Regions from separate parts of the Mus musculus genome. Here region 2 is linked to region 1. The links are chromatin loops, found by intact Hi-C in ENCODE. Cell type or tissue: heart. All regions are shown on one strand. Each heading gives the region's core, and the rest is flanking DNA. Links, peaks and the distances in the headings are about the cores only.

Region 1 (8,330 bases), core at 56-8,055:
GAAGCCAAGCCAAACTGTAAGTTCTGTTGACTGTTCTATGCCAGTTTCCTACTACCAGAAACATTCTCTCCCAGGGTCGGGGTGGGGAGTGTGGAGCAGGGTTTGGGTTTGGGGAGGGTGAGGTGGGTAGCTGTTACACCATGCAACAGACCTGCTATGAAAGGGGTTCATCGGAGAAGCCAGGAGGAATAAGGACCTGGGGAATGGCTACAGACTGAAGCAGAGCCATAAGTGCAGACAAAAGGTGGACACTGAGGATGGAGAGAAAGAGATAAAGTGCCCGGGAGCAGAGAGTGGGGGCTGGGGTGCCGGTGGTCCTTTTGTCCGAAAGCACACATCTATCGAACTTGGCTGCGGGCAAGTCCTGACATAGGCAATTGCTGTGTCCCTGAGGGCAGGTCAGTGAGATAACCAGTATACTGTGCATGCACACACGCATGTGCACACACACATACACACACACACACACACGCTTGCCCAGCCTGAAGCTGCCTGGTTCACAGATGATGCAGTTTTACGAAGGCAGATATGAGCTCTCAGAGTAAGCGGCAGTAAGCCACACAGAGGTCAAAGGTTCTGAGGCCACTTATGCATGATTTCACATCAGCTCCCAAAGCAGAATTAACTGCTTTCAGGATGGCTCTCCAGCTGGAGACAGGTCGAGATTTATCCTCTACGTTGTATTCAATTTATGGTTTCCGTGTGATGCATACCCATCTTTCCAGAAGAGAAAGAAGTCTGTGAAAACACATAGCCCGAGACAGGTGTGGTGATGCCTACCTTTAATCCCAGCAAAAGCAGGCATCTGTGAGCTCATCATCCACAGGAGAGCCAGAGCTGTAGAGAGATGCTCTGTCTTAAGACAAAAACAAAAAACACCTCACAGCCCATAGTACCGTACCTAAACATGAGCTGGGTAGTTTTATATCAACTTGACACAAACTAAAGTTATTTGATAGGAGCAAACCTCAATTAAGAAAATGCTTCCGAGCTGGGCGTGGTGGTGCACGCCTTTAATCCCAGCACGCAGGAGGCAGAGGCAGGCGGATTTCTGAGTTCGAGGCCAACCTGGTCTACAGAGTGAGTTCCAGGATAGCCAGGGCTACACAGAGAAACCCTGTCTCGAAAAACCAAAAAGAAAAAAGAAAAAAAGAAAATACTTCCATAAGATCAGGCTATAGGTAAGCCTGTAGGGCTTTGGTTTTCTTGTTTTTGTCTTTGTTTTCAGAACAGGTTTTGTATGTACAGCTCTGGATGTCCTAGAACTCAATCTCTAGCCTAGACTGGCCTTGAACTCATCTATTCACCTGCCCCTGTCTCCCAGGTGCTGGGATTAAAGGCGAGTGCTACCACCACCCAGCTGTAATTGATGGGTGAGGGCCCAGTCCATTGTGGTGGTGTTGTACCTGAATTGGTGGTTCTGAGTTCTGTAAGAAAGCAGGATGAGCAAGTGTTAGACCTAAAGAGAACGATTCCACAGCTGTCTAATTTATTTAAAGTGGCCAGCTGGCTGCTTCTCCCAAAGTTGTGATGTCAGAAAACAGCCCCTCACTGGCTTTTGAGGTCTCTATTGTTAGATGTTAGTACTTGCACGGACTCGGAGCTCAAGGCTGCCTGTGGGATAGATAAGTGCAAGAATACATCGTGTGGAAGGGCCATCACCAAGGTAACTGGAAAACACAGTTTTTTTTTTAAAGATTTATTTATTACATGTAAGTACACTGTAGTTGTTTTCAGACACACCAGAAGAGGGAGTCAGATCTCGTTACAGATGGTTGTGAGCCACCATGTGGTTGACTGGGACTTGAACTCAGGACCTCTGGAAGAGCAGTCAATGCTCTTAACCACTGAGCCATCTCACCAGCCCAAGACAGGTGTGAAAACACAGTTTCATAAGGCAAAAGAGTAATCATATATATCACAGGTGTTCGGAGTTTTGCAAGGCAAAGGGCTGGGTACACATCATGGGGTTACAAGTTCAGCACAGGTTGAAAAACATGGCTTGCAGGATACTTAGGCTTAGGAGACAGAAACTTACTCTTGTAAAGTAGGGAGACTTAGTAACAATGTAGCCTCTGTCTTGTCTCACACACAGCCATGAGGAGCAAGCCAATAAGCCTCTGCATCAGGTCCTGCCTCCAGGTTCCTTCCCTGCTTGAGTTCCCGTCCTTATTGCTTGTGGTGATGAACTGTTATATGGGAAGTGTAAGTGAAGTGAATATTTTTCTTCCCAAATTGATTCTGGTCATGGTGTTTCATTGCAGCAATAGAAACTCTAACTAAAGCCAGGCAGTGGTGGTGCACACATTTAATCCCAGAACTTGAGAGGCAGAGGCAGGCAGATTTCTGAGTTAGAGGCCAGCCTGGTCTACAGAGTGAGTTCCAGGTCAGCCAGGACTATACAGAGAAACCCTGTCTCAAAACAAAACAAACAAACAAACGGAGAAAAGAAATGGAAAGAAACTCTAACTAGGACAAAAAAAACACAACCATGAAATTCTTGGCTCTAGGCTCACAAAAGGGCCAGCCTGGGGCCTTGCAAAAAGGTGCTATAATGGTTTGAATAAAAATGTCCCCCACCAGCTCATATATTTGAGTGATTAGTTGCCTGGGAGTGGAACTATTTAAGAAGGATTAGAATTAGGAGGTGTGGCCTTGTTGGAGTAGCTGTGATTTTGTTGGAGGGAAGGGCTAGGCTTGGAGATTTCACAAAGCTCAGAGCAGGCCCAGTGTTTCACTCTGTCTGGATGTAGCTTTTGGCTACTGCGCTAGCTCCATGTACACTGCCATTCTCCCCACCAGGATGATTGCTTGGGAGGAAGCACAGGTCCATCTCGTGTGCAAGCTAAGAAACCGTGTTTGCTCTTCGTCTTCCCCCAACCCCACCTGCAAGGAGAAACCTCCAGGCTAACACATCATCTCTACCTGTCTCCTCATCCCCAGCGCCCCACCCATGGGTGCCTGCCTAGGGTACCAGCCTTTTACCTTATACAGTAATATACATTGGGTATACAATCCCAGCTCCTAGCTCACACATCATCACCCCATGCCTGAGACCCATAAACCCCCCTTGCTTTAGCCTGGGCTTTTGACTCCATTGATCTTCATCTGTGAGATCGGTTAACTCACCCAAGATCTGCCTCTCAATAAATCTGGCTTTATACTTTCGATTTGGCTTGAACTGGCTCATTTTGTCATCATAAAAACCTATTAATGATAATGGGCTAACGCTCTGAAATTGTAAGCAAACCCTCCAATTAAGTGCTTTCTTCCATAAGATTTGCTATGGTCATGGTGTCTCTTACAGTAATTAAGACAGGTGCTTTCGGGGGATGGAGAGATGGCTCAGTAGTTAAGAGCACTGACTGCTCTTCCAGAGGTCCTGAGTTCAATTCCTAGCAACCACATGGTGGCTCACAACCATCCTTTAATAGGATTTGATGCCCTCTTCTGGTGTGTGTCTGAAGACAGCTACAATGTACTCATATGCATAAAATAAATAAATCTTTAAAAAAAAAGACAGGTGTCTGCCACCAATACCATGAAGTCTATCTGTGGGATCTACTTAGCTGATGGAGAAAATCAACTCCCCTGAAGTTCTACTCTGACCTCCACAGGTACATGCTGTGCTGTGCGGTGAAGAATGGATTCTACCACTAGGTGGAGACTTGACATCATCTCTCTTAAGAGGCAGGTCAATCACTCAGGCTGAGGGTCCACCCTGAGGAGGGTGGATCCACCTTAAAGGAACAGGAATAATAATTAACCCTTTAATGCGATTGTGCAATTTGCCTTCCCAGAATTGTTGCTTCAACAAAGTCCCTATAAGCTACTCTGAGGTTCAGCTGGGTCTGCCCATCTCTCTGAATGCCTGACTCTTTCTACTCTGTTTTTTTCTTTTTTTCTTTTTTCTTTTGCTTTGTTTTCGTTTGGTTTTTCGAGACAGGGTTTCTCCGTGTAGCCCTGGTTGTCCTGGAACTCACTCTGTAGTCCAGGTTGGCCTCGAACTCAGAAATCCGCCTGCCTCTGCCTCCCGAGTGCTGGGATTAAAGGCATGCGCCACCACGCCCGGCCTGTCTTTTTCTTAAACCAGCACTTAAGTATGCTTTCCCTGGCACTTTTGCCTTTTTTGCGTCCCCTCTGAAGCTCCCCTTCCCCCTGTGTAGTCAACCTCCATGATGACTTCATTCAAATAGCATGGCCTGGTTTCTCTTCTCCAATTTCCTCTGAGCAGCAACTGAGATTTATAGCTTGCCTGTCCTGGGGCTTTTCTTTCGAATTCTAGTAATTTTTTCCTTGAGCTGGAGTTAAGGCAGTTGTAAACTGACACTGTACAAGCATGTGCAAGTAAACTTAAGATCATAGAACATGAACATGCTCGTTAGATATACATATAATGTCTGAGTGTTGTAATGTGTACAACTTGGTTTTATACACACTTTCTCTCTCTCTCCACACACACACACACACACACACACACACACACAATTTGTTTTTTTAAGATTTGTTTTTATTATTTTTAATCATGTATATACACGGGCTGGTGAGATGGCTCAGCCGGTAAGAGCACTGACTGGAGGTCCTGAGTTCAAATCCCAGCAACCACATGGTGGCTCACAACCACTCATAATGAGATCTGACGCCCTCTTCTGGTGCATCTGAAGACAGCAACAGTGTACTTAGATATAATAATAAATAAATCTTTGGGCTGGAGCAAACAGAGGTCCTCAATTCAATTCCCAACAACCACAAGTTACAGTGTACTCACATACATAAAATAAATAAATCTTTTTTAAAAGTCATGTATATACACACAGGTTCCAGTTGAGGCAAGAGGCACTGATTCCTTTGAGCTGGAATTTCAGGTAATTACAGCTCCTTAACGTGGATGCTGGGAACTGAACTTGAGTCCTTTGCAAATGTGGTACCAATAATTAACCCTAAAGACATTGCCTCAGTCTTGATATGCAGGACGTTTGTATATAGGATTGTCCTTACTCTGTCCTTGTCCAAATATAAATATTAAAATATTTTTAAAAGAAGGGAGGAAGGGAGCAGGAATGGGGAGGAAGGAAGAAAGGAGAAGGGGGTGTGAAGAAATTAATTTTCTGTCTTTTTTTTTTTCATGTGTTGGGAATATGTGTGTCCATCAATTCTCACCAGAGCTGACATGGTTTGTCATTTTACATAAGAAAACTCAGAAGGTTTTCTGTATTGGTCAAGGTTATCCAGGGTAGCAGAGCTGGGATTTTTCTAAACTTGAAGTTTTATATATTATTTGTGGAATAATATATAAATAAGAATATTATTTATATGATTATTTATATATTATTTATTTACCTTATTTCAAGTGCATATGGTGGCCCACACCTTTAATCCCAGCACTGAGGGGACAGAGACAAGCCGATCCCTATGAGTTCAAGGTGAGGAGACAGAGACAAGCCGATCCCTATGAGTTCAAGGTGAGGAGAAAGAGACAAGCCGATCCCTATGAGTTCAAGGACAGTGGGTCTATAGAGTGAGTGCCAGGACAGCCAGGGTTACACAGAGAAACTCTGTTTCAAAAAAGCAAACTAGATAAACATCCTCCACAAATCTGAATCTTCATTAAGTAGAAAGAGAAGAGGAGGAGGTGGAGAACTACAAAAGCAGGACTGGGTATGCACTGCACCAGAATTGAAGCAGAAGTCAGCAGGAATGGTAGTGGTAGGAACTGCTTCCAGATTTGTGTGTCTAATAATGGCCAAGCATTGTCGAGTCAGAGAAAAGAGAAAAGTTAAATTAATAAAGTCAGGAGATACTGGAAGGTAGCCATGCTTTGGTAGGTAAGAGACAAAACAAGTTGCAGAAAACAGGCTGCAGGAATGGTTTGTGTTATTTTTATAATGGTGAGGGCAGCCAAGAGCCCAGTGGGAAGCAGACCAAGCTGGCTGGTTTCCAGGTCAAAGGTCTACTACGTGAGCTCTGTCTACTGTTGCCCTGGGAATGGATCCCCATTGGAGGTAATGTAATGATGGATGTAGTAGAGCTATAAATGTGCCTGGAGTTGAGGTGGGAGCTCTGATTGGTGTTTGTTTGGTCTGGTTTGGGGTAAGGTGGGAGGAGGATGTCATGAAGGAAACGATAAAGCTTCTGCTTCCTGTCTGTCATGGAGAAGCTTCTGGGCCATGTGGTTCTACTTCGTGAGCAGCCCAGCAACATGGAGCCAAGTGACGAGGGACCGAAGCCTCTGAAACCAGATGAACAGTGCTTGCTTGCTTTCTGTCAGGTGTGGGGTCGAAGTGATACAAAAGTCACGGATGCATCTTCACTTCTGAAGATTCTCACTGTCAGGTCAGGACCGGACCAACATAGCCCCATGCTTCCTAGTCCAGTGTAAGAGCATTATGTGCATAATAAACACGTACAACCTCAATGTAAAAAAAAAAAAAAAAAAAAAGATTTCCAGCTGAGTACCATGACTCATACCTGCAATTTTGGTATTCAAGAGGCTGAGGCAGGAACATTTATTCAAGTTCAAGTCATTTTACATTACAGAATAAGACTGTTTCCAAAACATCAAAAATTTATGATTAATTTTTTAAAAATTACCTGGGAGATGGGATTGTAGCACAGGGTAAAGTACTTGCCTAGCACGTAGAAGGACCTGGGTTCAATACTAAAAAATTGCACTAAAAAACAAACGAACAAACCCCCAAAACATTGGAAGAGAAGAGAGAATGAGTACTTTAATCTTATAGATTTGGGGGCCTTGGAGAGATGGCTTAGCAGTTAAGAGTACTGGCTACTCTTCTAGAGGACCTTGGTTGGGGCTTCTAGCACTACATGGTGGCTCACACCCATCTGTAACTCTAATTCCAAGAGATCAGATGCCTTCTTCTGGCTTCCTTGGGGAGCGAGGCCTACATGCATACAGGCAAAGCATTCATATATATAAAAACATAAATTACTTAGGAGCCAGCCAGATGGCTCAGTGGGTAAAGTTGTTGTGGCTAAGCCTGGCAGCCTGAGTTCAAACCCTAGGACCTACAGGATGGACAGAGAAAATCAACTCCTGGAAGTTGTCTTTTTTGCCTCTACACACGGCTGAGGCCTGGGTATTACCCTTAAAATATGGAATTAGAAATTTTTGCTGGGTGTGGTAGAATGAACCTATGATCCCAACGCGGCCAGAAAGAAAAAGAAAGGAGAGGTGGGGAGCCGGAAATAAGGCACAGGAAGGAAATAGAGGTTTTCAAGGGAGGATAAAGTCACTAACATTAGCTGAACATCATTTACCACAGGCCAGTCACTTCCTTTAATCCTTCAACAAGCCTGACAGTGTGGTGAAGAATGAGTATCTGGTGGAGTCTGGAGGCCTAGAGTGTTTCAGAGGGGCTGGTCACCAAGGATCCCAGCTTCTCTGTCCATCTCCAGGCAGTCTCTTCAGTTTTGCTGGGGCAGGAGACCATCAAAGGCAGAGCTCCTGCTGTGCCAATCACAAGTAACTATGATGCCCAAGCAGATGAGGACCATTCCTGCCAGCCCCAAACGGATGAGGTTTCCCTGGGTATAGTCCAAGGAGCCAGAACCTGCGAGCCAAAACGAGGGAGACAGGGTGTTGGTTCTGTATCCCAGAGTCTTGTTGCTTTTCTGTGTTTCTGACACACAGATGGAGTTGTCTCTAAGTTTAATGGAGTTGATGTCCCCTGGTCGCCTGGGTCTGAAGGAGGAGAGCCAGAGCTTCTTACCTTCGAAACTGATGACCAGTGGCTGGCTGCGCTGTGATAGCACATAGGGGGCAGAAGGCGTGTGGTAATAGCAACAGTAGGTGCCAGGTGTGTGTGTGCCGATCAAAAGGAAGTCAGCCCAGGGCTGCACAGAGTCAATATACTGCAGAGGGGTTGCCACGCCTACGCGGTACAGTGCAAAACTCATGCCCGGTATGCGGCCTGCACAGCGCAGGCTTACGTTGGCTCCCGGGGCCACCACAGGCCCAGGCAGTGCCACCAGTGATGGTCTGGGGAGCTGATCTGTGGAACACAGGCAAGGTCTTAGATAGGCTATCTGTCCTGAATGGTCCTCTCCCTCCTCCTCCCTTCTCTTCTGCCTCCCTTCCCATCCCCCAAACTCTCTCCCCTCAGTAAGTTCAGGAATTTCTCAGTGTACCTCCCTATCGCCTCTCTCCTTGTGTTCCTTTTCTACCCTCTCCTACCCTCCTTCACCTCACTCCTGTGCCCTTCTCCCATTTCTTCCCAGACCTCACCCGTTACCAGCAGTTCCAGAACATTACTGGGCTGAGACCAGACACCTGGCCCCCAGTCTGTCTTGCGGTAGCGGCAGTGATAACT
Region 2 (8,321 bases), core at 322-8,321, 68 kb after region 1:
AGCGCCCTCATCGACCACACCTTGGCTCGTTGGCTCAGAGTCTGCTCCGCAGCACGGCGCCGGACTACTGCTTCCTCTAGGTCCACCTAAGGCCAATAGGGACTGCTTCTGGAAATCCGTCCCTTCAGGCCTGACTTTTCTTCGGATTAAACCGATATAGCCCTCTCCTTGTTCCATACTCTCCAGGGCTGTCCGTGGGACCATTTAATTCTTGGGGCACTGGGCCTCTGAAGTCTGGACTTGCATCCCAGGTCTGCCACTCCTTAGTTCATCCCAGAACTCCAAATCTCGCCCTACCTTCTGTCCAAGGCCTACCCTTCTTTGGCCCAACACAGAACCCCAGGATCCCCCTCCTATGAGACTTCCAGCTAGTTCACCTTTTTGAAGCCACGTCCTCATTTCACTTGGGACCAGTCTTAGTTCAGTCCCTTTTCTAAATGAATTCCAGGTCCCAGCCCCCCAACCCTCCCACCCCGTCAGTCTCCTCCATGGCAGGCATTCCTAGCCTGGCTTCTGCTTAGCTGTCTCTTAGCAATGCCTTGCTCCTTATCTTAGTTGGATCTTGTCTGGTTCTCATTTAGTGGTAGCTCCACCTCCCCGAGCACACCTGTAGTTCATACAAAATGATGCGCTGGCGCAGCCGCACGTGCACGTCCCCGCAGAGGCCAAAATTCCAAGCTGAGAACACTCGGTGACTGTAGCTGGTCAGAATGTCTGACTCCGCCAACAGTGTCTCCTTCAACCCGGACACCGAACTGAAAGAACAGACCACAGGAGAAGTGTTGGTGGGGGCACCTTACTTACGGAACATACACTCAAAATCCTGTGACCAGGTGCCACCTGTTCAAGTCAGATAGTTACACAAAGTCTTTGGAACCAAAGACTGAAGAGATAGGAGAATTTAGGGGACACTGCCAGATCTCCAGAGGAAAGAGGGAGATATCTAGGAAAGAGACAAGAGAAGAACAAAAAAGTACATTTTAGAGAAGAGGTGAGCTGGTCTGACAGCATGGCCTTGTAATCCCAGCACAAAAGAAGCTGAGTTAGGAGGATTTCTACAGGTTCAAAGGCCCTCCTGGACACACAGTGAGTTTTAGGCTGAGAGGTGGACAGGGTAACACAGTGACTGCCTTGAGCTGCCCATTCAGACAAGTGTTTGAGGGCGGGCAAAGACCTAGAGAGACTGAGTGGGAGGAAAGGATGAGAACAAAGGAAGAGGAAGACAGAAGTGGACAGAGAGACTATGTTTACCTTCAGTAGCCTCTCCGTGCTCCCCAGGACAACTAGGGAGTGTTCCCACATGATCTCTTTAGAGATCTGTTCTTAGTATTTGGACCCGAGGCAACATCCCTTCTCGTGCAAATCAGAAGGAATCTCTATATTTAAAGGAAACTATCTTAGAGCTTCTCCCAGCTCCCAATATTTAAGTATTTTCCTGGCATAACCAGCCAGCAAGGCATGTGTGTGTTTTAGTGTATGCATGAGTGTATGGATGCACTTGGGAATATGTGTGTGCATGTGGTGTATGCATACATACATACATGGTGATTGTGTGTGTGTGTGTGTGTTTGGAGGCCAGTGATGCACATTAGGTGTCTTCCTCTATCATTCTCCATTTTGTTTTTCAAATGGTCTCATTCATTGAACATGGAACTCACCATTTTGGATAGACTGGCTGGCCATTGAGTCCCTGGATCCTCCTGTCTCTGTTGCCCTCCCCGAGCCTCCAGTGCTGGGGCTACAGGTGTGTATTGCTGTCATACCCAGCTTTTCATTCTGTAGACCAGGCTGGCCTTGAGTCACAGAACTACCTGCCTCTCCAGTGCTGGAATTAAAGGTGTGTGCCACCTCTGCCCAGCTACTTTATCTTTTGAGACAAGGTCTCACTATGAGGGTAAAGCTGGCCTCAAAATCATGATCCTAATACCTGCTGTCACCTACCTAGTACAGGCCTGGGCTCCCAAATCCATTTATTCATGTTTTATATTTGTTCATAATTTATATTTGTTCAGCCAGGTATGGTGGCACACGCCTTTAATCCCAGCACTTGGGAGGCAGAGGCAGGCGGATTTCTGAGTTCCAGGCCAGCCTGGTCTACAAAGTGAGTTCCAGGACAGCCAGGGCTACACAGAGAAACCCTGTCTCGAAAAACAAAACAAAACAAAACAAAAAAAACAACAACAAAAAAAACCCCAAAAAAACCAAAGAGTTCCTGTTCTTCCTGCCTCCACCTCCCAAGTGCTGGGATTTGAGACAGGAGCCATGCCAGTAAGCTTAGTATTCTAATTATTTTTCTTTCTACATTTATTTATTTTGTGTGCATGTGTGTTTATGTGATGGCACCAGTGTGACATGCCATGTGTGTGGTGGTGAGAAGACAACCTATGGAGGAAGTGGCTTCCTTTCCTTACTATGGGGCCTCTGGGGAAGGAACTCAGCTTCTCAGGCTTGGCAGAAAGTGTTCGCATCCGCTGCAAAGTCTTGCCAGCCTAGTGTTCTACTTCTTTTTTCTTTTTCTTTTTTTTTTTTCTTTTGGTTTTTCGAGACAGGGTTTCTCTGTGTAGCCCTGGCTGTCCTGGAACTCACTTTGTAGACCAGGCTGGCCTCGAACTCAGAAATCCGCCTGCCTCTGCCTCCCAAGTGCTGGGATTAAAGGCGTGCGCCACCACGCCCGGCTTTTTTTTTTTTTTTTTTGTGTTCTACTTCTTGATATCACTGGATATTGTGAGATGGAGCCTGGAGTAACCTTCGTGCCTCGGCTTCCCAAACTCTGGGATTATAGTCACACACCTTCTAAACAGGCTTTCATGTGTGTATTGAACCACCTCTCATTAGGTTACCACTAGATAAACTGGGGGTAGGGGCCTGCCTGTTTTGTGCTCCCTCCCTCCCTCCCTCCCTCCCTCCGTCCCTTCATTTTCTTTCTGAGAAAGAAAGCCAAGTTGGCATTGAACTCAAAGATCTATCTACCCTGCCTCCTGAGTACAGAGATTACAGGCATGTGCCAACATACTCAGACAGATAGGATTTTTCTGTGCAGCTCAGGGCGGTCTTCAACTTACTCTGTAGCCTAGGCTGACCTTGAACTTAAAATAATCATCCTGCCTCAGCCTCCTCTCCTGGAGCCTCCTCTCCTGGCTTTAAAATACATTTCAATGTTGAAGAAATGACTCCTGGGGGAGGGGGTGGGTTTCCCCTGCCTATCAGAATCAGGATGTGGGCATCACTAACCGTCGTAGGATGCACAGCAAGTAGATGATGCTGATGGCAAAGACGGAGCACAGGTAGGTGATGGCCAGGTTCGATCGGGGTGGGTAGAACCCATAGAATAGAGGGGACCACTCAAGGTAACCCTGGGGAGGAAGAGGCAGAACAAAGGTCATAGTGGGGCCGGGTGGAGGTAACGATCAGGGAGCTGAGTGATCTGTGTGTGTGTCGTCCAGGAAACCAGGCTTCAAAAGTAAGGAGGTTCCTCTGGGGACCATGGCACCCACCTCTCCAGAGAGCAAGTTGAAAAGCTGGGTGGGGAAGGCGACCAGGCCATGAGTGTGTGGAATATAGGAACCACAGGGTGAAGAGATGTTAGGGCCAGGGGGACCTGGAGGAGCCCCTTCCAGCCAGGTGGGGATCAGCTTCATGCAGATTTCAATGACAGATGCCACCAGGTTGAGAAAGAGCAGGAAGCGCAGCAGGGAGAAGTAGGACTCAGTGCCTGCTCCAAACTGACCTGCAGAGGGCAGCAGAGAGGCCTCAGGTCCCTTACCAGTGTAGTTCCAACCCAGAGTCCTGGCCATAGCCCTCCTCCCTCAGACCCAGAAATCTATAACAGAGCCCTGACTCCTGGTCTGACCCTGGGGTCCAGAAACCAGCCCTCCCCCCTCAGATTCCAGTTCTCTTCTCTCTGATTCAGAAGGGTTCAGGCACTAGTCTTCATCCTTCAGACCAGGGCTGCAGGAACCAGACCTTTTCCCAAAGGCCCAGGGGATAATTGCCACTCCCCTCTCTGTCAGACCCAGGAAACCACACTCCAGCCTCAGACCCCAGGCCTCTTCCTCTAAAGCCCAGCACACCCCCAATTTTCTTCAGCGTCCATGCCCAGGGCTGTATAGTTTGAAAGCCTTCTTTCATTTTTCCCTTGGTCCGGGAAAGCTGTCGGGTCCAGTAGGCAGCCCTGGATTCAGAGCCAGAAGCCAGCTGCCCTGTAGCCTGGCTCTTCCTAGAAAGAGAGCAGAGTCAGCGTCAGAAAATGAAGGGTTTGGAACCTACAAACTGGGAACCACCCAAAGACAGAAACAACACGATGTAACGAGGACAGGCATCGTGGTACTGTATCCATAAACTGGAATACTCTTTAGCAATTAAAAAGGAACCAAATCTGAGCTGGGTGGTGGGGGGGGGGGCACACCTTTAATCCCAGCACTTGGGAGGCAGATGCAGGTGGATTTCTGAGGCCAGCCTGGTCTACAGACTGAGTTCCAATACAGCCAGAGCTACACAGAAAAACCCTGTCTCGAAAAACCAAAAAAAAAAAAAAAAAAAAAAAGGAGCCAGACATAAAATAATGATGGAGCCATGTCTAGTAGTATATGCATGCTTGTATGCTTGTAATCCCAACAGTGAGGTTGAGGCAGTGGAATTGAGAGTCCCAGGACAGGCTGGTAGATTAGTGACATGCTTTTGAAAGAAAATGAGTGCAGTGTGGTGCACCATTCATGCTCGTAGTATCTCAACTGGGAGCAGCGGGCAGAATGATTAGGGCAAATTAGGATAGACAGTGCTTTCAGGTCAGCCTGGGTGACAGAGTGCAACCCTCACTCTGTTTTTGTCTCAACAAAACAGAACAAAATGGTTGGCACGTAAGGGCATTTGTGACCAAGTCAAAACGACTTTGATCCCTGAGACTCAGATGGTAGAGAGAGAGAACTGACTCCTTTACGTTGTCCCCTGAGCTTCGAAGAAAGCTGTGCCACACCCATGCATGATCTTAGGGACACACACACACACACACACACACGTAGAAAAGAAAAAACAAAACAAAACAAGAAGGACGTTTGGGAGAAGGAACAAAAATAAAAAATGATCAAGTCTTCCTGAGTCTCTTAACACAAGGTTCAGAGCCGGCCCAGGCTAACCCTACCAAGCTGGTGGCAAGGAAGTAAACAGAATAACTGAAATCAGGAAAGGGTGTGTCAGTAAAGAGGTGCTCACCTGTGTGCCCGCCTTGCCTGCATAGGCCAGGGAAGTTCCCGGGAAGGGTGAGATTCCATTTGTGCAGTTTCTGCAAAGGCCTGAAGGCTCCTTCCTCCTTCATCATCATCTTCATCCAGTGTTCCCCAAGGGAGCACACCAGGGCCGCGGTATCGCAGCGTAGCAGCGCTGGGGAGATCGTTCAGCACAGACGCCAGCGATGGGCCTGGGATGAACACAAAGGATTGAAAGACAGAGGAGTCCAGGCCACAAGCCTTTCCCCTCAGATCCACAGTCCAGGCCACAGCCCATCTCTCAGACACAAGGGTGCAGGGTTCAGGCCACCTCCCTCAGACCCTGGAGCCAGGCCCCAGACTCTTTTTTCAGACCCAGGAGCCCATGCCCCAACCTTCTTCAGATACAGGGGTCTAGGCCCCAGCCCATTTCTCTCAGACCCAGGGGTACAGGCCTAAAGCCACCCCCCTCAGACCCAGGAGTTCAGACTCGGGTTCTCCCCTCAGATCCAGGGCTATAGATCCCATTATTTCTCCTTCACACTGGGGTTCGTGGCCCTAGACTCTCCCCCACGGAGTCTAGGTTTGAACTCCCATATCCCTTCTACTCTAAGTGTGACTCTAAACTTCAACAACTTCCCGTTCCCTCATTGGTGAGCTTAGAATCCTGGCTCCTCACAAGCCTGATATTAGGGACCCGTTTCCTGACTCTGTCCTCCAAGACCGTAAACTTGTACTGTTTTTCGGGAAATCTGAGTTTCCTTCTTAGGAAACCCAGGAAATGAAAGTCCTCTTCGAGTCTCAGGTTCAGGAGCTCAGCTTCCCTTCCTTTATGAATGGACCTGACTTTGCTGGACTCTCTCCTACCTGTTCTGGCTTTCCGGGAGCTGGAGCAGGCTGGGGACTGGCCCCAGGCTTCCATGTTTGTGGATGTACCGTACTTCCAGCACCCGTTCTTTCTGTCTCTGGAGGCCCCAGGGCGGGGACTGCCCTCGGTAAGGGAGGGAGGGGCCTGCTACAGGTCTGCACCTGGCCACTAGGTGACCCGGGTGACTGCGGTACATTTCCTATAAAGGTCTCCTGGGAATTGAAGTCCTTACAGCCTCCTGAGCGGCCAAACTTCATGGCAGCCAGACCCCCCCACCCCACCCCCCCAATACACACACAAATGCACACTGGCATTCTGGGTCAGTGTCTTTGGTTTGTTGCCCACAGTTATACTCACAAACAAATGCATGTGTAACACTTTATTGGGAAAGCTTTATACATTCTGGCCTGTCACAGGCCAAGGATGACACTGGGTGGTAGGTTGTATGGGGAGCCCAGAAATGGCTCAGGCAGAAGCTGCTGTAAGAGCAAGCTCCCCTGGGGCTTCTCACATTTTAGCTTCTCCTTCAGCATGTGTAAGACCATGGTCTCTGAAACACTGGTGTGATGATAAAAACAAAGAGGAAAACAAGAAGGCTATCCCTCCCCTCTCCCAGAACCTGGCCCTGAAGTTCCTGCCCCCATACTGGGGACCCACTGGGAGTCTGTCTAAGATGCCAGATGACCACTGGTCCCTGCAAGGGCATTTTTGGGAAGTGTGGCTTTTTGAACATCTGAAGATTGTTGCAGAGATAATAGGTTCAAGAGTGGATAGTAATACCCTGATGTTAGCAGAGGAAGGTCTGAAAAGGTCAAGATGCTGAGAGAGCCCAAGAGAAGGATACCTTAGCTTTAAATAGAAGGCAGAGGAATTATTTGGGAAGAGGGGATCCTCTCCAGGCTCTTAGCCAAACAAGGGATTCTTGCTGGGTAAAGGAAACAAACAAACAAACAAACAAAAACCCCAAACAAACAGCCTGGTTCATGGAATTCCCAAAAAAGCTTGAACTGGAAGGCAGGCCAATGCAGCAGAGCTCACTCTTCCCGGAGCTTTTCCTTCGCTTGGCTGCTGGTGGCCTGGGATGGTGTCTTCCTCTTGCTGGGGCTGCCCCCACCCAAAACCAGCCCCAGCCCCAAGCAAGCCAGGGCTAGAAAGTGGACCCAGAAGTAGATGGAGGCCCAGTACCGGAGTGTGTCAGCCATGGAAAGGAGCACAAAGCCCATGCACATGTAGTCGTAGGCACGCATCTTCAGGAACCAGTGGACCCAGTCCCAGGCTTTCTGGCCCCCGGGGCTCAGGTGTCTCCGCAAGGCTGACTCCAAATAGCCCTCAGCAGCCAGGCACAGCGGGATGGTCATGAAGCTTAGGTAGTAACCAGGGTGGAGGCCATGCCAGTAGGCACTCAACAGCATGGTCCAGGCACTCCTGGAGGAAGATATTGAGTCAGGACACACAAGTTCAAGCTTCAGTCCTCACTGTCTCATGCCTCCCTTCCTCAAGCCCAGGAGTACAGGGCTCAGCCCTCCTCCCTCAGATTTAGGAGTTCAGGCCCACTCTTCCTTCCTGCATCCTGAAAGCCAAAGAGGCTATGATTGTCACTGGGAACTGAACTCAGGACCCTGCACAAACCGGGCAATAATGCAGCACTAAGCTGCATCCCTAGCATGCTCAGACAGCTTCTTAATAATCATATTGTTGAGCTGGGCGTGGTGGCGCACGCCTTTGATCCCAGCACTCGGGAGGCAGAGGCAGGCGGATTTCTGAGTTCGAGGCCAGCCTGCTCTACAAACTGAGTTCCAGGGCAGCCAGGGCTATACAGAGAAACCCTATCTCGAAAAACAAAAACAAAAACAAAACAAAAACAAAAACAAAAAGGAGAAAAAAATTAATTATATTGTTAAATGTACATGTGTGTACCATGTGGGTGGCCAGCTACCTGAGGAGGTCAGAAGAAGGCATCAGATCCCCTGATTATAGATGCTTTGTTTTTTTTGCCTGTGTGTATGTCTATGTACCATGTATGTGCTCAATACCCTTGGAGCCCAGAAGAGGATTCCCCTGGAACTAAAATTGTGAGCTGTCATGTGGGTGCTGGGAATCAAATGCGGATCCTCTGCAAGAGCAGCCAGTGCTCATAACCACTGAGCCATCTCTCCACAACTTACTTCCCTAACTTTTCAGTCCACCAATTCTGGCTCTGACTCTGCTAAGGAGGACGGAGAGGGAAGCATCCTCTACTGTATCCTCCAACA

Evidence for each region. Peaks named below come from ENCODE experiments on the same cell type or tissue, not always from the same donor. Only the 100,000 strongest peaks of a DNase experiment are listed, where the experiment ranks them.
Region 2: a loop joins it to region 1, with 2.2 times the contacts of the local background. A loop is called at or near these places in 3 of 42 quality-filtered maps.

Annotation. Positions count from the first base shown.
Region 1 is chr7:3,603,339-3,611,668 of GRCm38, forward strand. It overlaps Oscar (osteoclast associated receptor), which reads right to left. Exons shown (of 5, transcript NM_001290377.1): 3 at 8,246-8,330; 4 at 7,731-8,012; 5 at 6,475-7,571. The coding sequence ends at 7,426. Among named protein-coding and RNA genes, the nearest start is that of Oscar, 8.7 kb to the right of the region's middle. In heart, for the core only: a CTCF peak has its summit at 3,648 (motif pointing right); a DNase peak (open chromatin) is centred at 5,923.
Region 2 is chr7:3,671,356-3,679,676 of GRCm38, forward strand. Tmc4 (transmembrane channel-like gene family 4) reads right to left here and starts at 6,198. Exons shown (of 15, transcript NM_181820.2): 1 at 6,069-6,198; 2 at 5,209-5,413; 3 at 4,071-4,216; 4 at 3,495-3,727; 5 at 3,232-3,353; 6 at 608-755; 7 at 1-86. The coding sequence starts at 6,123. Mboat7 (membrane bound O-acyltransferase domain containing 7) reads right to left here. Exons shown (of 8, transcript NM_029934.4): 8 at 6,434-7,494. The coding sequence ends at 7,104. In heart, for the core only: a CTCF peak has its summit at 3,724 (motif pointing right); a DNase peak (open chromatin) is centred at 3,736; H3K4me3 peaks cover 221 bases.